2 separate regions of the Homo sapiens genome follow, and region 1 is linked to region 2. Evidence: chromatin loops called from intact Hi-C (ENCODE). Cell type or tissue: endothelial cell of umbilical vein. All regions are shown on one strand. Region 1 overlaps MAST4 (microtubule associated serine/threonine kinase family member 4). Region 2 overlaps MAST4 (microtubule associated serine/threonine kinase family member 4).

Region 1 (2,500 bases), 71 kb before region 2:
TAGTAAACAAGTAAGTGCTTGGTTGGCATTATGTGCCAAAATTTCAGGTTTTACTAAATCCCTTACGGCCCAACTACACATCTTCCAAGGTTAAAGTCCTGGGGCAGTAGAATATTACAAAGTTTCATGCTGATATCAAGGATGGCACTGGGTTATAATAGTGATACTCCCTACTTTGGGAGGCCGAGGCAGGTGGATCACGAGGTCAGGAGATCGAGACCATCCTGGGTAACATGATAAAACCCCGTCTCTACTAAAAATACAAAAAATTAGCCAGGCGTGGTGGCAGGCGCCTGTAGTCCCAGTTACTCAGGAGGCTGAGGCAGGAGAATGGTGTGAACCTGTGAGGCGGAGCTTAGAGTGAGCGGAGATCGCTCCACTGCACTCCAGCCTGGGCGACAGAGCAAGACTGTCTCAAAAAAAAAAAAAAAAAAAAAATTGTGATACTCCCAGGAGTATCTCTGGCACACTGGAATATCTGCTTACCCTGTTCTACCCCAGACTGTCTTCTCTGAATTCATTAGTCTGCCTTGTTTATTTTTCCCTATCTCCACCTTATTGCCAGACTATTAACTTTCAATTATTTGCATTAACATGCCTGTTTATAAAACCATTGCCTTTACCACCGTCCAATTTAGTATCTCATCTAATGAACGAGTTGCAAGATTGAGGGGAGTGGAACTGATATAGCTGAAGCGCAAGGTGAGCAAGTTGCAAACAATTCTCATGTATGGCTCAAAAAGAGACTCTAAAAGAAATCAAAAGGAGAAAGGTCCTTAAGAGTTGTCTGAAATAATGAAGATATTCTGTTTAAAAAATGTACATGATGTCATATAGTTTCTCCTTGGAAACCCTCTAAGTTACAAGCTGAGTTTTATTTGTTAAGTCAAAGCCCCATGGGTGGTTGTGGGGTGGGAGGCAGAGGAGATAATGAAGGGATATGCATGAAAATGTTCACGTGATTCATTTTGAAGAGTGGGATTCGGGATGTTTTGTTTTGTTGCCCAAACCCCATGTGCCTACCCGAAACAAGCAGAACACAGCTGCATAAATACAGTGGTGACTAACCCTTAAGAAATGAAGTCTCTTTGTAACCTAAATCTATATATACACATAGACAGAGATTTAGGGATATTTCCTATCTTTAATAACTCCTAAAATTGCCCAACAGAAAAGTGAAACTCCTTTCCATCCTTCCTTACAGAAACCCTTTTAAAAATACATCAAAGTAGCCACCTGCAAATTCATAGTAAAACAACTTTTGAAGACACAGAAAATAGGTATTTTGGCCAACAGGGCTACATTTGCTACCTAAGCACTTTAAAAGCCTGGAGTCACTGTGTCTCAGTTTTTATCTCCTTTTCCTCTGTGGCTCATCCTCTTAAGTATCACTCTTAGAGCTCCTACTTTTACTCATTTAAATCAAAATACAATATGAAGTGTTACTGTGGTAGGCAGAATTCTAACCATGGTCTCCTCAAAATTCCAGTCCCCTAGTTATTCAATCAAAAATGAATACTACTATGAAGAGATTTTTTTAGCTGTAATTGTCCCAAGTCAGTTGACCTTCAAGTATAGAGATTATCTGAGTGGGGCCTCACTCAACCAAGTGAGCCTTTTAAAAGCAAGAGTTTTCTCTGGTTGATGGAAGGAGCAGCAGTCAGATTTGAAGTGCGAGAATGACCGGATATGCCCCTGCTGGCTACAAGATCGCAGAGGGCAGCCAGCCTCTAGGAGCTGAAAAGCAGCTCCTTGCTGATAGCCAGGGTGAAGCGGGGAACTCAGTCCTACAAAGGCAATGACCTAAATCTGTCCACAACTGCATGGGCTTGGAAGTGAGTTCTTTCCCAGCCTCCAGGTAAGAGCCCAGCTCAACCAACACCTTGATTTTGGCCTCATAATACCCTGAGCAGAGAACCCAGGCGAGCCTGCCCAGACTTCTGCCCTGAAGAACTGTAAGATTAATAAATGCATGTTGTTTAAACCAGTAAATTATGAGTAATTTGTTACTACAGCAATAGAAAACTACTGCAGATATTATGTTGTTTTCTTATGGGTTTTATTTTTACAGCCTTCTTTTTATTAGAAAGGCACTATGTGCTAATTTCCCTACTTTCTTATTCGCTAAACAATTAACAGTTTCTCCTTTCCTTTTCCACAAATTTCTATGACTATGCATGAATATACAAGTGTGCTTTCATCTGTGTATACACACTCTAAAACACAGATGCACATGAAATGACAACATGCAATGTTTTCACCTAACAATGTATCTTGTGTATCCTTCCAATACCAGCACATGAAAGCCCACCTTGTTCTTTGTAACAACTATGTAGTGCTGGGTTACACCCCTGAATCATTATTTACTTAACTAGTCCATTACTGAAGAAAAATTTAAATAAAAAACTGGTACCTTTCCATTTGCTAGGTACAAAAGCCATGCTATACTTATAATTTTCTGTTATTTTATGAGAATATCAGTAAGATAAATTCCTTTAGG
Region 2 (2,500 bases):
CTTAGTGTGACTGTGTTGTTTATTGAAAATTCTTGGAAACTCCCTGAAGTTTGTCCAAAACTATATTTCTTTCTGTAAGGGAGCTGGTTTCAAAATGTCAGTGGGGAAAAAATTATGCTTCACCATATTCACAGGGCTCTGCTTGTTTGTGGATAGGGGTTTTGATCAAAGCCACAGACCTGCATTCCTGCTGTGCCTCCATTCCTGAATACCACAGACTCTGCCCAGTTTGCTTGAATGAATTCTGAGCTGCCACATGCCTCAGTGAGACAGTGAAAACTTCAACTCATCAATGACTGGGTCAAACCACTCTGAAGACAAGCAGCTCTCCCACGTGCTCAACACTAGGACTATTTCTGAAGCCTTGATGAGAATAACTGACTTCCTGAAGGGAAAGTAAGGAGCCTAAACCTGATTATGAGCAAGGAGGTATAAGGAGGGGCAGGTGCGGTTTGAAAAATGCTTCTGTGAATCCTAGAGAAGAGGCAGGATCCAAGGCCATTTAACAACGTGAAGGTCCTAGAAACTTACCTTTGGAAGCCCCATCTGACATACTACCAAACAAATTAAAACACACCAACATCCCACATTACCTTTTTTTCCTCTAAAATATAAGTATTTTATATTTTCACTTCAAATCTCAGTAATCCTCACACACACTGGGGAATTCTCATGAAGTACAAAGATCTAAAATAGAAATTATTTTCAAATACGTTTTTGTGAGCATTAAATTTAACAATTAATGAAGTTGGTATATTATGTTTACAAATATGTCTTATTTCCCTGAATAAAGCTGTAAGCCACAATCTGATTCTAGAAACGTTAAAATGTGAACCATGTATGTGTTCCTGGGTAAATTATGGTATAAATTTTGATTCTACAGTTTTCCTGTTGTAGTTTTCAACCAAAATATCTCTCATCTTTGTAGACTCAAACTTGTCAAAATTCTGTGAATGTCTCTTCGTGCTTGAGAAACTGGGCATAAGTGGAAAGGCAGTATTGTACAGTGCTTGAGAACATAAATCCTGGAGCCACTGCCCATGTTTTTAACCACAATATCAGTAGTTTCTAGTTCTGTGATCTTGGATAAGTTACTTAACCTCTAAGTACCTTAGTTTCCTATTCTGTAAAATGGGGATAATAGTACTTACCTCATAGGACTGTTGCTAGGATAGTTAGTATTTTTAAAGTATTTAAAACAGTGTCTAATATTCCAGAAATGTTAGTCATGTTACTGTTATTTTATACTAACAGATAAAATAGTTCTGGAAGAATCACTCACTTCCCCCAACAAAGCTGCTTGCCCATTGGAAGCTGTCTTGAAGGAACTGGTTGAACCCCAAATTTCAGGCAGATACACCCATATATCAAGCCCTGGTCCAATATCCTTAATTCTACCTTTTCCTTCCCAAAGTTTTTTCTCTAAAAGAGGAAGAAGGGTAATCCCAATGCTAAGGATAACCCCCTTCAGATTAAAGGTCAGTGACAGAATCAGAGAGATGAAGCACGTTTTCTTTCCCCAGAATAAATACTAGAGTCTCTTCCCTCTAGTGGCTGAAGTATACAATTACAATGCCCCCAGCCAACTGTCATTCTTAAAATCTGTTGTAATGGAAATAATTCAGAGGATGGTAAACTTAAGTGAAAAGTCAGCTTTAGGCCAGTGGAGAGCTAGGCACAAAACAACAAAACATTGAGTTTTTTTTAAAATAAAGCAGTATTAAACATTTGCACAGCGTCATAATTATTAACCTCAGCATCACAAAAAGAGCAACTTTAATTAAACGCAACCACGTTGTAACTATTTCACACTTCCATGTCCTAACTATAGTCAGTGTAATCCTAACTACAGTCAGTGTAATCCACATAATAAATAGCTTTTTGTTTCCCTAAGTTTTTTAATGGATGGGGCTCATTAGTTTATATAATCATCCCTAAAACTAGGACAGCACTAGCACTGTCACTCTGCAGTAAAATATTAATCCTACCAAACCAAATATTTGACATGATCTGTACGGCTTGAAATATTTTCCTTAAACCATTAACTTCTCAGTGGTATAGGGAGACAAAATAAAGAGAAAGAAAAATACCACATTTTTTCAGTACAGTTTTGTTACATAAGGAACATTTTACAAAGGAAACTGGATTTTCTTTAGGAGTATTGAAATTAAACACCATACTTTAGGGACCATTTCTCAGTCTGTTACTAGAGAAGTTTCTCTGAACCTGCAGAGCACCTAAAAAAAAAAGTAGAAAAAAATTACAAAAAAAAGGGTATTATAATTATTTTTGAGCAGTTTATGTCCTAAGCCATTTCAGGCATCCAGGCCTCCAGCTCATCTGAAAACTTCTGATTTTCAAAACACATTGCACATGACTCATCAGCATACTCTATATGCTAGATACTGATGAAGGAGGGTTACACCAAATCAACTGTAAAAGTGTGACTCCTTTTTCGTCTGTAAAGTCACTTAAGAAAGCAAAAACATGTCACCTTCAA

What was found. Hi-C counts contacts between places; a loop is a spot of excess contacts. Peaks named below come from ENCODE experiments on the same cell type or tissue, not always from the same donor. Only the 100,000 strongest peaks of a DNase experiment are listed, where the experiment ranks them.
Region 1: a loop joins it to region 2, with 3 times the contacts of the local background. A loop is called at or near these places in 4 of 110 quality-filtered maps.

What each region holds. Positions count from the first base shown.
Region 1 is chr5:67,058,414-67,060,913 of GRCh38, reverse strand. The region is part of intron 5 of MAST4 (microtubule associated serine/threonine kinase family member 4); the gene reads right to left. Among named protein-coding and RNA genes, the nearest start is that of MAST4-AS1, 56 kb to the right of the region's middle. RefSeq lists an enhancer at 1,405-1,947. In endothelial cell of umbilical vein, no CTCF peak of the experiment used is centred here; DNase peaks (open chromatin) are centred at 993 and 1,703; H3K27ac peaks cover 2,286 bases.
Region 2 is chr5:66,987,205-66,989,704 of GRCh38, reverse strand. All of the region lies in intron 4 of MAST4 (microtubule associated serine/threonine kinase family member 4), which reads right to left. Among named protein-coding and RNA genes, the nearest start is that of MAST4-AS1, 16 kb to the left of the region's middle. In endothelial cell of umbilical vein, a CTCF peak has its summit at 1,548 (motif pointing left); a DNase peak (open chromatin) is centred at 1,574.